Linked DNA regions of Mus musculus: all the other regions are linked to region 3. A link is a loop called in an ENCODE intact Hi-C map of the cell type or tissue named here. Cell type or tissue: heart. All regions are shown on one strand. Links, peaks and the distances in the headings refer to the core of each region. The heading gives the core; the rest is flanking DNA.

What was found. A loop is a pair of places that touch in the nucleus more often than their neighbours do. Peaks named below come from ENCODE experiments on the same cell type or tissue, not always from the same donor. Only the 100,000 strongest peaks of a DNase experiment are listed, where the experiment ranks them.
Region 1: it touches region 3 in a loop (10-fold over the local background); 29 of 42 quality-filtered maps call a loop at or near these places.
Region 2: it touches region 3 in a loop (5-fold over the local background); 27 of 42 quality-filtered maps call a loop at or near these places.

Annotation. Positions count from the first base shown.
Region 1 is chr11:99,460,318-99,466,109 of GRCm38, forward strand. No RefSeq gene overlaps it. Among named protein-coding and RNA genes, the nearest start is that of Krt20, 25 kb to the left of the region's middle. In heart, for the core only: CTCF peaks have their summits at 3,042 (motif pointing left) and 4,660 (motif pointing right); a DNase peak (open chromatin) is centred at 4,624; H3K27me3 peaks cover 701 bases.
Region 2 is chr11:100,297,719-100,303,510 of GRCm38, forward strand. Gm14206 (a long non-coding RNA gene) reads right to left here and starts at 3,208. Exons shown (of 5, transcript XR_880211.2): 1 at 2,991-3,208. In heart, for the core only: CTCF peaks have their summits at 807 (motif pointing left) and 2,801 (motif pointing left); a DNase peak (open chromatin) is centred at 783; H3K4me3 peaks cover 297 bases; H3K27me3 peaks cover 76 bases.
Region 3 is chr11:99,376,506-99,382,297 of GRCm38, forward strand. No RefSeq gene overlaps it. Among named protein-coding and RNA genes, the nearest start is that of Krt28, 4.5 kb to the left of the region's middle. In heart, for the core only: no CTCF peak of the experiment used is centred there; a DNase peak (open chromatin) is centred at 3,256; H3K27me3 peaks cover 2,179 bases.

The DNA.
Region 1 (5,792 bases), core at 277-5,276, 84 kb after region 3:
CAGCATCTTGTGCATCCATGAGTTTCTGCCTTTTCCATTGTTCACTGGAAAGAAACACTTTCCTGGCCAAGGCTGAGAGTAGCATTTGTCTACTGGCATATGCATAGATATTTAGATGACAGCTCAATATTGTCAATTTAGCTAAACAACAGTGTTTAGTTCCCTCCTAGAACCTATGATCTCTCCTGTCTTTTTTTTTTTTTTTGGCCAGATTTACAGAACCAGGCAGGAATTCTTGCCTATGGAGTAGATCTAAATTCCAATCAAAGAATAACTGACCATCTCCTTAACAGCAATATAACTATTGCGCATGTCTGCGTATCTACTTGACAGGTTGTTCGGCTGACTGGTGGGCCTCAGTTGGGTAAGAACATTGCTTGTTCCCCCAGTAGCCTCCATAGCATCCTTGGGGACTATGAAACTAGTAGGTGTGGAGGAAGCTTCCAGCTCATTTCTAAGTGATTTCTGTGTTTCATGCATCCTATGAGTGTGGCCTTACCATCTAGCTCTGATAGGCATTCAAGAAGACTTGTAAAAGCCTATACTGTTTGGGTGGTCTCTGAGATCTCCTTGACTAACAACTTATAAAGAGGCATTCTACCATTGGCATTGGGGTTTTTGTTGAACAGTTCACAGAAACTGAAAAAAAAAGTCACGGAGACATAAATGTAAAATGCTGACTTGGTCATTATACATTATGGACACATATTCTGAACACAAGAAACATGTACAATGAAAATAATAAGAAAAAAGAATCTATAAGAAAAATAGTTTAATGCTGGGCAGTGGTGGCACATGCCTTTAATCTCAGCCCTTGGGAGGCAGAGGCAGGTGGATTTCTGAGTTCGAGGCCAGCCTGGTTTACAGAGTAAGTTCTAGGACAGTCAGGGCTATACAGAGAAACCCTGTCTAAACAAAACAAAACAAAACAAAACAAAACAAAACAAAACAAAACAAAACAAAACAAAACAAAACAACAACAACTCAGCACAGCCAGGAGTGGTGGGTGGTACAAGTTTATGGTACCTAGAATTACTTCGTAGAATTTGGGAGGTGGAGGCAGGAAGATTTATAACTAAAGGCTGTCCTGAGATGCATAGTGAGACATTGCCTCAACAAGCCCCAGCCTCAAATCAGTCTATCCTTCTAAAAAAAGAAAAGAGAAAGAAAAAGAAAGAAAAACCAACAGTCCTGTGTCATCTAGGCACAAGAGTGAAAGTCTGTCTCTCCTTGGGACTCAGTCAGGCCTGAGGGCGGCTTTCCACAGCTAGGCGGATGCAGGTGGAGCTGGGCTAAAGGAAGGAGGAGTGGGCACAGTGGGTAGAGTGGAAGATAAAGCCACAGGCCATGTCTGCCCGATGTCACAAGATTGCTATTTAATACTGGAGATTTCACCATCCTTACAAGAACACCTTGTGGAGCCTTTCTTTTACCGAAGGTCCGAACTTGGGTTCCCGGAGTCATTCTATGGCACTGACCTGGGGTGAGAGTGTGATGGATAGCAACATAATGAGATGCTTCCCCTGTGAATGAGCAGGGGCCTCTTATTCATGGGGTTTACCCGGCTTCACGTTCCTCAGCTCCTGTTCCAGGAGGCTGGAGGGTGGACCTTTGCCCACATGCGAGTTGACTGAGTAAGGGTATAAAGTCCAAGTGCATTGGGGGAGGTCCCTCCCGTCTTACACCCTGACAAATGGAACAGCAACAGTCTCCAAAGGAACTTCCCAAGGGTGGATCCATCTCATAATTACAGGCTAGCTGCAGAATGGGTCAGTGGTCTACATTTCAATAAAGGAGCCTGTAGGAGGGAACTCTGAAGGCTGGGCGTGACAATGAATACACAGCTAAGGAGGAGAGAGACACAGAGAGACAGAGAGAAACAGAGAGAGAGAGAGGGACACACAGAGACACAGAGACAGACAGACATGCAGAGGTGGGGGAGTTTCATTAATTTGTCTTAAAGAGGGAAAAAATCGCCCCCAAGTCTTTTCTCTGGGGCTGGGGAGATGACTCTCAGTAAAGTGACCGCTTTGCAAACACGAGGAGCCAAGTTTTATCTCCAGCACCCAATTTAAAAGGCTGGGGATGTAGAGACAGGCTGATGATCCCTTTGGCTTGTTGGCTAGCTAGCTTAGCCCTAATGGCAAGCTCCAGACTAGTAAGAGACCCCAACTCAAGCAAAAAGGTGACCCAAGAATGACACCCCCCCCCGCGAGCACACACACACACACACACACACACACACACACACACACACACCTGTATGTATACACTCCCACACTTCTGCACCTGTACACACATGAACACACATATGCATACACACTAAAGAAAAAGACTTTTTTTCCTGTTCTTAGGATGTCTATTATCAACTGAAATCTATCTTGCTAAAATCCCAGCAGGGAGAAGGAGAAAGAGAAGTGAGCATAAAGACCCATTCCTCACCAAGAAGCTCTTTGCAAATGATATCTATTGGGAGAGGGAAAATCAGTTTTCTCCAGTGGAGTGATGCTGGATACACCAAGCACCCTGCAGGGAAGGCTTCATGCTCAGGAGTAGTTGGCCAGCACAGAGTCAATGACAGGTGATATGTGTGTGTGTGTGTGCGTGCATTTTTCTTTGTCTTATTTATTTACTTATCAATTTATGTATCTATTCAGTTAATTATTTTGAGGGAGAAAGACTACAAAGTTGGGTGTCTAGGGTGGTAGAAAGAGTTGGGAAAAACTGGAGGAGCAGAAAAAATATGTTCAAAATTTATCGCATGAAAAGAGCCAACACACACACACACACACACACTTAATGAAATGTGTCTTGTTATGTGCATTCATCTAAATAAGACATTCGATTGATTGTTTCTCTACACAAAACACGAAACACTGATTCATATCAGATTTGTTTTGGGAAAGGATAGATCTGGAAACAAGAGACTCAGGGCCACTGCAATTGTGTCTGCTTCTGGTAATGACGTTTCAGAGATAAGAGTGAATCCTTTGGCTCTACGGTCTTAAGAGGCTTTGGTTCGTGCGTAGCTCTGGCTCCCTCTGCTGGCTCCATGCTTCCCTGCATGGCTTTGATAGTTGCTAGATCTCAGCCCCTGGGTTCTCTCTTTCCCTCTTGCCCCTCTTTCCCTCTCCACTCTTATGTTACACTCTCCTTCGATCCAAGAGGAATTCCTCAGGCAACGACTCTCAGTTGTCAGCCACACTGGATTCTCTAAGGTAGTGTGGTGAGATGCTTCAGGCTAAAGTCATATTGGTCATGTGTATAGTTTTTGTACTGGACGATGGGTTAAGTTGGATTATTTTCAAATCTGAGAAAGGATAACACCATGCTACTTTGTACTCCTGAGCCCAGAAACTGTTATCGGAAGGCACTCTAGATGTTTTAACAAACACAGCAAAGTACTAGATCCATCCAGAGCATGGACTCCAAGTCTCTCCGAATCTTGTCCTCAGATTAGTCGAGGCTAGTCTCCAAAGTCCTGCCAAGCTTATTAAGGGTGTTGAGTGATTGCTGTTATGTTCGCATTATCTTAGTATTTTACTTTAAATGTTTCCTGGGTTTGACAGACCTCTGGAAACGTGCCAGTGGGGATGCCTATGATGTAGGGCATTGGGACCAGGAAACCCGGTTGCACTGGGTTTTGATGCAGAACTCAGACAATGAACGAGTCAAGTCTTAGTTTATCTTTTCAGCAATACTAGTTTTGGGGTTCTCCCACGTTGAAATCAGAAGTCCCTGTCCCTGTAACACTGCCTGTGTCTGCTCTGGCTCCAAGCCTCAGCTGCCACCTGACCTGTGTGGCACTGTCACCATGGGGAGCTCATGGTTCTGGTCACCTGATTTTCGTCTGCACCTGTTAGCAAGCACTGTTTGTCTGCTGACTCCCAGAGAGTGAGGGGATGGTAAAAGCATGACTTTAAATATCCTTTAACTTTTCCAGAAGCTTCTTATTAGGGCACCGGTGTTAAAAGGAAAAGAAGTCTCTTATATTGTAATGATCTCAGGGAGCTGAGTGGCCCAGTGTGTGTGTGTGTGTGTGTGTGTGTGTGTGTGTGTGTGTGTGTGAGAGAGAGAGAGAGAGAGAGAGAGAGAGAGAGAGAGAGAGAAAAGAAAGAGAGAAAGCTACTGAAAGTTTCTAGCTTATTCTCCAATCAGATGGGCTCAGAGGAGGCCCTGAACACATTGTGAGACCAGAGTGGCCATTTGTTTTCAATCACTGTGCCCACCAGGGAATAGGTTAAGCCTGCCCTGACATCACCCCTTCCCACTGACCTGGTCAGCTCTGTCCTTTGTGGATGGACTAACTATGATGAAGTAGAGTAATATGAAGCTGTCCTTATTATGGATTGGAGGGGACAGAACATCTGCTGTCTCATAGGGCTCCATTTATTTTGAGAAAGATCTTTGGCTAGAATTCCAGTTCAAATAACTGTTAAAGTGTTCCCTGTCACACACAGGACTTCATGTTCTGTGAGGTGGTGTCATGCAGGCTCAACGGAGATAAGAGAAGGCCTAGTTATGTCCTGGTGGCCATTTTTTGCCATCGTTCACAGGATACAGTCAGTATAATCCCTGAGGTCTTTTATGTGATGACATGGAGATTAATTTGACTTCAAATTTGCACCTTGAAGAAGGAAAAAGCGTGCCTTGCCTCTTTGGCCAGCAGGGGTCGCTCTTGCTCTTTCTCTCTAACAGAGGCTAACCTGAAGCAACCCCTTCCAGGTTGCTGGGGATAAAAAAAAAAAAAAAAAAAAAAAAAAAAAAAAAAAAAAAAATCCAGTTTCTGACTCACCTCCCGACCTTTTTACTCTGTTCAAATTAGCATCTTGCGAAAAACACCATGATGAGCAATAGTTGACCATGAGTCTGGAAAGGGATTGAAGAAAACTATACAGTTTTAAAAGAAAACTGCCCATGGTCTCTTTTGACTATTTAAAATTTTTGCCCTGGGTTAGCAGCAGGGATGGGGTGGAGTGGGGTGAGGAGAATGATTCAGACATTTTAAAAATCTTTTAAGTGATTGCACCAATTCTAACCTCTTTAGGTAGTCTGCAAAGTGCCTTTGCTTCCATTTAGTCGGCTGTGAAGGATCAAAGCCCCTTTTTGCTTTACTAAGAGATGGTCCACTTTTCCCAGGGCAGAGTTATTGAGAGAGGCCTAATTACCCTGCTGTGATTTTAACCCAGTTAGTTCTGCTCTCCCAACCACAGCAGAGGTTGGGACTCCTTTTCCGCAAAAGTTACAGGCCTGATGGTAATTTTTATTTTCATATATGTATGAATATATATGTATATGTATGCATATGTGTGTGTGTGTGTGTGTGTGTGTATGAACTGGCCTGGAACTCACTATGTCATTTTGTAGCCCAGGCTAGCCTCAGGCTCACAGTGATCCTTCTGTCTCTGCCTCCTGAAGACCAGGATTGTAGGCATGAGCCACTCATCACACCTGGTCCCTGGAGGTAAATATTTAAAAATCTCTGGGGTCAAAGAAACAGGTCTGTAACTCTGCCCTTGCACAATCTGTCATGGATGACATGTAAGTGGGTCACTGTGTCTTAACAAACGTTATGCCCACTTCAGTCACTCCTTCACCTACAGACACCTACAGATGTTCAAAACCAGTCAACACCCCTACCTAGCTGTTATTTTACATTCTTTATAAACAGGAACTCTATTCTAGTGAAGTCACTGATCAGATCCCCCCAGTTCAACCTCTTTCCTGGTGCCAAATGTCCCTAAGTGCATCCCTGTCAGCTGTCATCTCTCTGATTAGGAGTTTCCTGAGCT
Region 2 (5,792 bases), core at 277-5,276, 920 kb after region 3:
GGACGTGCGCCTGTTAACAGCTTTGTTCCCAATGCAATGCCTGACAACTGACAGGTGCTTAAACACTAAATGAATGAATGATTACAGGTAAACCCACAATCGCCACCCAGAACTCTGACCATCAGTTGCAAACTGTGCCAACACCCACAGACACTACCCACTGCATCCCAGTCGAACCTCCCAGGATCCACTCAGACTAAGACAACCAACCCCACTGGGGAACCCAATGCCAGATCCAGAGAACACAGCACCCCCTGCTGGCCCTGTGGCATAACTGCCTCCCAACTTCAGGTAGGAGGTTATCAATGCTGGAGCCGTCAGGGCCTCAGAAGTAACAGCTGCGAGATGCTGGCAGCTGCAGGGCCATTTGTCACTCCAGCAATGTCAAACAACCATCATCCAAAGGAGCGACCCACTCCCTGCATGGGTGGGAAGCTGCCCCAGAGGCACAAAGAGCTTATCCCAGGTCACTCCACAAGAAATTGTCCTACATTTTCATTATAGTATGTGCGTGTGTGCACGCGCGTGTGTGTATGAGTGCGTGCGTGTGCACGTGTGTGTACGTGTTCTTTTTCACCATGTTCGTCGGCGGGATCGAACTCCATGGTAGGCCTTTTCCTGGTCGGTCTACAGACACACAACCCCATGCTTGACGCCCCTGGGCCAGCCCCAAAGTCCCCCAGCCTTAAAGAGAGGACTGTGCCACACATCTCTGGAGCCCCAGTAATTATCAGCTGAAGGCTAGACTCAGGCAGCAGGTCTCGTCTCTAAACCCGGTCTGTGCTGCCATCGTGTGGCCGCCGCTGGAAGTGCGCCTGTTCTATGACTGCTTAGACCCTGAAATTCTAAATTCTTCTTGGGTTGATCTAAACAGGTTATAGCTGGAGCTCCAGGGGATACAGAAAGGAAAAGACATGGGGGGGGGACGCCTCCAAACTGAACTTGGAGTCGGTTTTCCCTCAGAACAAAAGGTAATTCAGGAGATACCACATCTAAGTCACTAGAGAAGACCACTTGAGAATCAAGTGTGACTCCTTGAGTTTCAGGCCCAGGACGTGTGACCACAGTCCTTAGGTGAAGAACAGATCATGTGAGACAGGATATGGGATGACAGGACACATTGCCACGTCTGAGTCACAGGGTTGGGGGAGGGGATGATGTCATCGGCTGACTAGAGAGCCTTGGAGACCAGGGACATACCTGGGAAGAAATCTGAGACAACTAGAAATAAGAAGTGAATAAAATCTAAGAGGCCTGGGATTGCTGCTTACACACAGATACTGGGGTATTCACCTAAACAGTGTTCTTTATGTCACACGTGTTTGGCATTTCTCAAGACCTTACTACAAGCCATACCAAATGGTGTGGAAACATTTGGAGTTTACTATAGCAGAGTTGCTAGAGCGCTTGCCTACCATGCACTGGGCCCAAGGATCAGCCTGGGTTCAGTCATTAAGGCTACATAAACTGGGGGTGGGAGAGATGGCTCAGTGGTTAAGAGCACTAACTGCTCTTCCAGAGGTCCTGAGTTCAATTCCCAACAGCCACATGGTGGCTCACAACCATCTGTAATGGGATCTGGCGCCCTCTTCTGGTGTGTCTGAAGACAGTGATGGTGTACTTATATACATAAAATAAATTAATAAATAATTTTTTTAACTACATAAACTGGGTGCAGGCCTGCCTGTAACCCCAGGACTCAGAAAGTAGAGACCAGAAGCTTAAGGTCAAGACTGGGGGGATGGCTCCCCAGATAAGTGCTTAGCTCTTTCAGGGAACCTCAGGTGGGTTCCTAGCACCCAATTCAAAGGATTCACAATCACCTGTGATGGCAGATCCAGGGGAGCTGGCATGTTCCGGCCTCTGCAGGCGGCTACACACACACACACACACACACACACACACACACACACACGGCACAGGTAAACTCAGGCACAAACACATCCGCATAAATACAAGTAAAGACTTTTTTAAGTTCAAAGCCATTGTCGTTTTGTTTTGTTTTGTTTTGTTTTGTTTTTTAGACAGGGTTTCTCTGTGTAACCAAGGCTGTCCTGGAACTCACTTTGTAGACCAGGCTGGCCTCGAACTCAGAAATCCGCCTGCCTCTGCCTCCCAAGTGCTGGGATTAAAGGCGTGCGCCACCACCGCCCAGCTCAAAGCCATTGTCTTAGGGTTTCTGTTGCTGCCATGAAACGCCAGCACCAAGGCAGCCTAGGGAGAAAAAAAATTTATTTGACGTTATGCTTCCACGTTCATTATCAAAGGCCAGGAACTCAAACTGGGCAGGAACCGGAGGCAGGAGCCAACGCAGAAGCCATGGAAGGGTGCTGCTTACTGGTTTACTCGGCCTGCTTTTTTTGTTTGTTTGTTTGGTTGGTTTTTTGGGTTTTTTGGGGTTTTGGGGGGGATTAAGACAGGGTTTCCCTGTGTAGCCCTGGCTGTCCTGGAACGGCCTCGAACTCAGAAATCCGCCTGCCTTTGCCTCCCAAATACTGGGATTAAAGGCATGCGCCACCACCGCCCGGCTTCAGTCTGCTTTGTTATAGAACCCAGGACCACTGGGCAATGGTGCCTCACTCCTTTAATTCCAGCACTTGGGAAGCAAAGGCCGGTAGATCTCTGAGCTCCAGACAGCCAGGATTACAGAGAGAAATCCTGTCTCGAAAAAACAACAGCAACAACAACAACAAAGGCTGAAGCACTGGCTCTCTGATTTAGAGCCTGGGTTCCATCCCCAGTACCTAGATGATGGTTTACAACCATCTGTAATCCCCGGGGATCTGGTGCCCTCTTGTGGTCGCTGGCGGTACTGCATGCATGTGCTGCTCAGACATACATAAAAACAAAATACCTGTACACATAAAATAATAAAATAAAAATAATCAAAAATAAGAAGAACCTAGAACCACCAGCCTAGGAATGGAAGCCACAGTGGCCTGGGCCCTTCCTCATCAAGCACTAATTTTAAAAATGCCCTACAAGCTTACCTGTAGCCCGATCTTATGGAGGCATTTTGAAGTTCCCTCTTCTCAGATGACTTTAGCTTCTATCGAGTTGACATAAAACTATCCAGCACTGTCCTCCTCCGCTACATAAAAAGGTGGTGGCCAGAGGCTGGGGAGATGGCTCAGCAGTTAGGAGCTAGGCTCACAAGCAAACAGAGAGAGATTTAAGCCTACCTGAACATCAGTAACACGGTGGTAGATTCCAGAAACGGGACGGAGCCGGAGGGCGGGGGGGGGGGGGGGGGACAGGACGGGAGGGTGGGGGCGGAGCAGGGGAGATGGAACAGGGTAAGCACATTACCCAGAAGCCTAAATAAATAAGGAAATTGTGTTTGTAAGGAGAGAGAGAAGGATGGGGAAGACAGAGAAGGGAATGTGGATTGACAGGGGGAGAGGTTGGTTTGAAACGCAATTAAAACTGGATGATCAGACCATGCATGGTGTCACACAACTTTGATGCCTGGACTCGGGATGCAGAAGCAGGTGGAACTCTCTAAGTTCTAAGCCATCCTGGTCTATATAGTGGACACAGTCTCATTCTTAGGTAGATAGGTAGATAGATAAGTAAATAGATAGATAGATAGATAGATAGATAGATAGATAGATAGATAGATAGATAGATAGACAGACAGACAGACAGAGAAGGAAGGAAGGAAGGGCCTCAGCGAAAAGGTAACTTTAAGGCAAAACCTCAAGACTTTGAGAAAGAACCAAATATCTGCTCCATCCCAGGGTGAGGATGTCGCAATAATGCTCTGATACCCAGGACGTAGGGGCGGAAGATGGAGATAAGCAGAGCCCAGAGCTGATTGACCACATCAAGGAAAGACAGAAGGGCTGGAGAGAGAGATGGCTCTGCAGTTGGAAGCACTAGCTGCTCTTCTGGAGGATCAGGCTTCGGTTCCCAGAGTCCACATGGCAACTCATGGCTGTCTGTGGCTCCAGTTCCAGGGGAGCCAGTGCACTCACACACATTCACAAGCATGCAGATGGAACACTGATACACATTAGATAAATAAATAAATTTTAAAGGAAAAGACAAAGACTGACTCCACAGAACAAGGTGAGACTTTGGTTGCTATGGAAGAGTCAGACACCGGAAAGCAGGGCTGGGAGCAGAGAAACACAGGAGGAGACTGGGAAACTCTTCTGTAACCCGTGAAAGCCAAAAAAACAGCCAGTCCAGAGCACTGTGCAAGGGGAACCCAGGGTGTACTTAGCCCATTGGATATGGAGTAGGAAGTGAGGATCTAGGGCAGTGGTTCTCCACCTGTGGGTCTCTGCCCCTTTGGGAATCAAAAGACCCTTTCACAGGGGTTGCATATCAGATATCCTGGATATCAGATATTTAAAACATTACAATTCTTTTTTTTTTTTTTTAAAGATTTATTTATTTATTTATTATAAGTACACTGTAGCTGTCCTCAGACACTCCAGAAGAGGGAGTCAGATCTTGTTACAGATGGTTGTGAGCCACCATGTGGTTGCTGGGATTTGAACTCCTGACCTTCGGAAGAGCAGTCGGGTGCTCTTACCCACTGAGCCATCTCACCAGCCCTTTTTTTTTTTTTAAAGATTTATTTATTTATTTATTATAAGTACACTGTAGCTGTCCTCAGACACTCCAGAAGAGGGAGTCAGATCTTGTTACAGATGGTTGTGAGCCACCATGTGGTTGCTGGGATTTGAACTCCAAAACATTACAATTCTTAAGAGTAGCAAAATTGCAGTTATAAAGTAGCAACAAAATAATTTTATGGTTGGGGGTCACAGCAACATAAGGAACTGCACTAAAGGTTGAGAACCACTGATCTAGGGTGTTGTCTCCAAGGTAACAGAGTTGCCATGGGTTGTAACAGTGACTCATGGGAGGGGAGAGATGCTGGGGCAGGTTTGATTTGAAACAGAAGTTTCACTCTGTGAATTACCTGTGCACATATGCACTGTAAAGTATAACAAAGTTTTCCATGATAAAGTCTTTGTTTAGTTTTGAGCTTTGTTTATATGCTTGGTTAAATATTTTAGTTTTTTTAAGATTAATTTTTATTATTTTTAATTGTGTATATATGGATGGAAGGTATTTGTGTGTGTGTGTGTGTGTGTGTGTGTGTGTCCCTTTCTGTGTTCCTCCATAGTAACATAGTTCTTTCAACAGGGCCACAAACTCCCTAATAGTTCCACTCCCTGTGGGCCAAGCATTCACACACATGAGTCTGTGGGGCCATTCCTGTTCAAACCACATAACCAAGATGGTTATGAGCCACCTGACGTGCGTACTAGGAAACAAACTCAGGTCCTCTGCAAAAGTGCTACGTGTCCTAACTACTGAGATATCTCTCCACCCCCAATGTTTTGGTTTTGGGGAACAGGGTCACACTCTGTAGCCCAGGCTAGCCTCAAATTCATAGCCACATGGAGCCTGAGATTACTAGCATGCCCCACCACACCTGGCTTTTGCAGGGTTTGAGACAGAGACTCATGAAAGCCAGACTGTCCTGGAACTCACTGCGTGAGTTATACCTAACTGTGTTCTTGACACAGCCTCTGGGCCTCTGAAAGGAAGAACCCTTCAAGGAACTGCCTATGTCAGATTGGCCTGTAGGTGTTTCAGTTGGACAGGTGGGATAGTTATTGTTCATCGATGTGGGAGGAGCCAGCCCACTGTGGGCGGCACAATCCCCCTGGGCAGGTGGTCCTGGGATCTGTAAGAAAGCTAGTTAAGCCTGAGCTTGTGAGCAAGCCAGTAAGCAGAATTCCTCAATGGGTAGGCCTTCAAGTTTGTGC
Region 3 (5,792 bases), core at 370-5,369:
TTTGATAGGATCTTACTATTGACCAAGCCTGGAATTTGCTATGTAGCTCAGGCTAGCCAAATACTGCAATAACAAGTATACAGTGGCTAGGACTGGGGCTGGCCCTCATAACTGATTTCATATGCTGGGAATTCATAATGTTGACTGAGATGGGATTAAGGTGGGAACACTAAACTTAATTTTGGACTAACTGAATTTGAGAGGTTGCTGGGATATCCCAGATAAAGATGGCGGCTAATAGGGAGAGTCAATGTTTAGAGTAAGCTCATTGCTCTGGGCAAATGGCTGGCCAGAAAGGTGTAAAGGGATCGGTACTCAGAATTGAGGGCATGGTTCTCATTTCAGTTGATGCTCAGTTATGTATTTGAAAGTAATACTGTGCTAGGATAGACAGAATGATGTAGGTTTGGAGGATCTGAAGGTAGAGCCAGAAGGAAAGACTGCCAAAGAAATTCCTGGTGCTCTAGAGAAAATGACCGGGGTGACTGACTACATAATTATATAGAAGGAAGGATCGAAATCAGAGACACAGATAAGCTGATGAAAGAGTTTGAGTCATTGGATGTCTTTATGTCACAGAGGAGGCAAGAGTGAACGTGGCTGGTGTAAAGTTGTCGGGAGGTTGGTTCAATGTCAGTCCATTTCTGTTGCTTTAACAAGACACCTGAGACCTATCTAACTGACAGTCTTGGAAGCTGAGAGTCCGAGATTAGGCAGTACCATCTTTTCAGCTTCCGGTGGGCAAGGGAAAAGCTGCTGGAGAAGAAACAAGTCCTCGGGGCTGGCCTTGCTTTACCACAGCCCTTCCTCAAGAGCTGACTGGGCCCCACAAGCAAAACGGTGTTAATCCTTTTGGAGGCAGATTCCCTAATGAACATCGAGCCAATTGCCTTCCACTGTGTCTAACCTCTGAAAGGTTCCACTCCTTCAAAACCATCACACTGAAGACCAAGTGTCCAGCACAGAAGCCTTTAGAAGACTTACACAAACCACATTCAAACTTAGCACTTGGAGACTGGAGACCAATGTACAGAATTTTAAAATAGGTAGATGTTGTTCAAGCCCGGAGTCCAGACTCAGGGACTGAATTCAACAGTTATGGAATATGGACCGAGGAACAAGTGGAGCACGACGGTAAGTGGACATGAAGTATATCATGATGTCTGGAGGTGAGAGAGAGTGGACCACCAGCCAGCTGCTGACATCCTTTGATGATGGGCTGGCAAGAGTGTTATTTTCTGTAAAGAGTTTTAGCATAACACAAAACCAAATCAAAGAGACCCTACATCAAACAAGGTTGAAGGTGAAGATTAACGCTGGAAGCTGTCTTCTGACCTCTACATGGAGGGCATAACATTACACAAACACAGAAACAGAGACACAGACACATGCACACAATATACATATATACACACACAAATAAATTAAAAAAGAAGTAAGTGTCACAAAGCTGAGCGTAGCATTGGGGTGGAGGGAAGACAGGTTTGTTTGTATTATCCGTCTTGAAGTCCAGAGACGGGATGTGTGGAGTGGGAGTGGAAGGAAAGATTCAGGGTGACGCCAGAGGAGGGAGAGGAGACTGAAGTTGAAAATTGGTGGGAGAGGGTGCACAGGTAAGGAGAGAGACCAGGATGCGGCTGGGGACTAATGAGAGGCTTCTGACAGATGTCACTGCTAGGACATCTCAGAGGAAAGACACATGGGATGGTTAATGCTGTAAGGCAGATTCTCCACTAAATCTCTCTCTCCTTCCCTTCCTTCCTTCTTTCTTTAATCAGAGGTTTTTCAGAAAAATTTCAAATGAACTGTCAAAATGTATTTAAAAGTTTCCATCTCGTTGGTCTTAACATAGTAACTAGAGAGTGGAACGATTCAATACTGTTACCATTGATGGTGGTGCTGGGGTATGTGTGTGCCTGTGTGTGTGTGTGTGTGTGTACTGGGGAAGTGAAGCTGAAAGTGACGGAACCTTCACTGAGGCGGTGACCCAGAGGGTGGGGTGAGGATGGTAGAAAGGCGTGGTAGGGGGACTTTGGAACGACTGGCTTCAGGTTCACATGGGGACGATGGTATGGACTTGGTGTTATCTCTAGGATACTGACTCTTCTGATTGGTGTTACCAGGACATGAGTTAGCACAAGGCTGGCCAGCCGGCACTGTGGCCAGCACTGGTATGGTCTTTAAATGCATGACCTAGGCAAAGCTGCAGGGCAGTTATTTACAGTTATGAAGAGCCCCAGATATCTCTTAATTCAGTTCCTCATTAGCAGGTTCAACACGTAAGATCCAGACATGGATTACCAGGCACATACTGGGTGTCAACTTGTTTGTTCAAAGTGACTTGAGACTCTCATACTTTGAGATTCACTTATTCTTTGAGATGTTCATAGATGAATGCAATGCATTTCTATCACATCCATGCCTTCCCTGACTCCTCCCCTCCCTGGCTCCTCCCCTCCCCTCCCCCTCCCCTCCTTGACTCCTCCCAGACCTAACATCCATGCATCCCCTTCCCAACTTCATGTCTTTCTATTTTCCTAAACCCGGCGTGTCTGAGTTATTAGTGCCCGTATCACGGATGTGGTGCCATCAGCTAGAGAGTAGGCAGCCTAGCAGGAGGCCACACCCTTGAAGAAAAATGCCTGGAGAAGACTATTTTATTTATGAATAATTACTCGGTGATGCGTGCTGATTTGCATACCTACTTTACATATTGGGTATCCACCGTCTAAATTATTTATGCATTGTAAAACCATTCTTCTGATTGCACTGTCGAAATTGATACACTGAAGTAGCACATTAGCATGTATTAATAATTCAAAGTACCCGCAGTGCTTGATTATTACATAAATGGCTACTACTGCTATTGCTGCTAATTGTTTCTTATAATAATTATAATTATAATTAAGTAATAAGCAGACAACTAATTTGTTGTATATGCTTCACATGTATATAAAATATTTCTAAGAGAACATTTTTGTGTCAAAATAGAGAAAACAACACTGCATTTGTGCAAGTAGATTTGAAGTGTCCCTATCATAAAAGGTATGTGATATGTCAGTTTAATTTAGTCATTTCACAAATATACATATTTCAAGACAATACATTATATGAAATATATAATTTGTGAACATTATTTCCCAGTTAATAATATAATGGTATCCACACAATAAAAACTCCTCCTAAGAAGCACATGTTTAAATAAATACGTTCTTTGACCATCAGTTGGTGGCTATACTTGCCCCTGCCCGCTATTTCCACCAGGGGGCAGTGCTGGCCTTCAAATGGATGTCGCTGGTCTTGGCCCTTAACTGGAAGTGATTAATGTAAGCGTTGTATTGATAGTGTGACATACAGATCCCAAAGGAGCTTCTTGTGCATCATCTTGGATGAATCGCAACAAACCTGGAAATAAGGAAAAAGGAGAGGTTTTCTTTTGTGTAGGCTAACTTTTCCTTTTTTTTCCTACTTGATCCAAACTAGTGCTACCTGGGAAGAAGGATCCTAGACTGAGAGAATACCTCCATCAGATTAGCCTCTAGGCAAGTCTGTGGGGGGCGGTTTTATTTTTATTTATTTATTTATTTATTTATTTATTTATTTATTTATTCTTGTGATTGACGTGAGAGCGCCCAGCCCACTTTGGGTGGCTCCACCCCTAGGCAGGTGGTCCCAGGAGGTATAAGAAATAGTTGAACCTGAGCTTGTGACCAATCCAGCAAGCAGCGGTTCCTCCATGGTCTGGCTTGAGTTCCTGCCTCCGGGTTCCTGCCCTGCTTGAATTCCCACCTTGTTCTCTTCATTGATGGACTGTGATCAGGAGGTATAACACGAAATAAACTCTTTCCTCCCTCAAATTGTTTTTGGTCACAGTGTTTATATTGCAGTGAGCCTGGATTCCCAGCACCCACATAGCAGTTCCAGTGTAAGAGTCGTCCTGTTTTGACCTTCAGAGGACTGCATGAGTGGCATGCTCAGACACATGGAGGCAAAACACCCATACACATAAAATTAAATAAGCCTTAAAATAAAGAGATATTTAACGAACACTTACGTACCAGCCTCTATGTTAGCAGCAGGTAACACAGAAAGAAAAACAGATACATTCTTAACTTTTATGGAGTGTGTGTGTGTGTGTGTGTATAGAGTTGGTCCTAATAACCATAAAATAGAAATTGTGTTAGATCTTAGGGAAAGGAACATATGCAACTACTAAAGAAGACCTAGTATAGGCTGGGGTAACCTTTTAAAGAAATAACATTAAGTACATAGAAGAAACATGAAAAAATATTTTTAGGCTGGGACGTGGGTGGGGCAGTCTTAGAGGGGAAGAGAATATAACTATGAGTAAAAAGTTTATAGTTAACCCTAGGAGCTGTTAGTTTATTTTATATTAATATAGTACGTTACCATAAACTTAATCCTTTATAATGAAAGGGATATTTTTAGCTAACAGCTCTAGAGGTTCAAGAACAAAGCATTGTCGTCAGCTTCTGCAAGAAGCTCGTGCTGGCGGTGTGGTGGAGGGAGTGCTGAGAAGGAGGGGGGTGATCCACGGTGAGATAAAAAGCCAGATCACAGACAGAGGGCTCAGGAGCACTCTGACACAACAGCACTTCCAGAGGATTAACCCAGATCTCATGAGAACTCCCTCAGTTCCTTCCAAGGGTGGTGCTCACAATGACCTAATCAACACCCAGGAGGAGTCAACTCTTAAAAATCCCTGTAATGAGAGTTTTGGTTTCTTTGGGAAAACAAAACAAAACAAAACAACCAAGTGTTATAAGAATATGTTTCGTTTTAATCCCAGGTGTGGGATATGGGAATGCTTTGGATCGTCCACAACAGCTGACTATGATTTGCCTCGTGCTCTGGCAAGGGCATGGTTTTGCCCGCTGTGCACGTGTAACATTCGGTGTTCCAGGAGCTCTTCAGAGGGTATATACATGCTAGGTCCCTGAGAGGCAGGGTTACTGTTGTTGGGTTGTTGGTTGGTTGCTGTTAGCTGAGGTTTGTTAAGTAGTCGTGTGCAAAGAAGAAACAACAAGAAGTTAGATATCCTGATGGCGAATATCAAACGTGTCCCGAGAACCTCAATGTCTCTTATCATCGGAAAGTAGTCTAACCATAATGTCACCCCCTTCTCCTCTATTCTTTTCTCTCTCCTATCTAGTGTTAGGGGGTTGTAAGGGTGGAAGAAAAGGGATGAGGAAGGGTAGAAGATAAAGAAGCCACAAGGTAGCCAAGAGTCGGGCTACAGGTCCCACTACTTCTGAGCATAGCCATCCTAGTGACCAAATTCCACATGAAACTTTGGAGGAACACAGTCAAAGCACAACCAAACCATAGCAGGAAGGAATAGTGGGGTGCCTTCAAGGAACTGGAGGAGGTGTGGATGTTAGTGTGCCAGGAGGCGGCTGATCAAAAGGTGTATTGGGCGAGAGGAGGGACTTTAGATTCTTAGCATTAAAGGTAACTTGTGAAATATAAGCAGTTCTTGTTATGTTTTGTTATCATTTTGTAATTTTTCTAGCTGGAGTGTAGGGGATGACTGGTGATGGAATAAAAATCAGTAGAGAAATCACTAGAAAGCCAGCCACAGTAATCTGGTGATGATAAGGTGACCTGAGTCAGGGCAGAGCTAGATAGATGGCCTTTCGATAATTTTGAAGATGGTCTAAACAGGACCTGGCAGTGACTAGCTGAGGTATGGGTAGGAGTGAAGTGAATGGAAGAGAGAGGAACCAAGAATTATTCTTGTAGTAGTAAAAATAAAGGTCCCTCATAGAAGT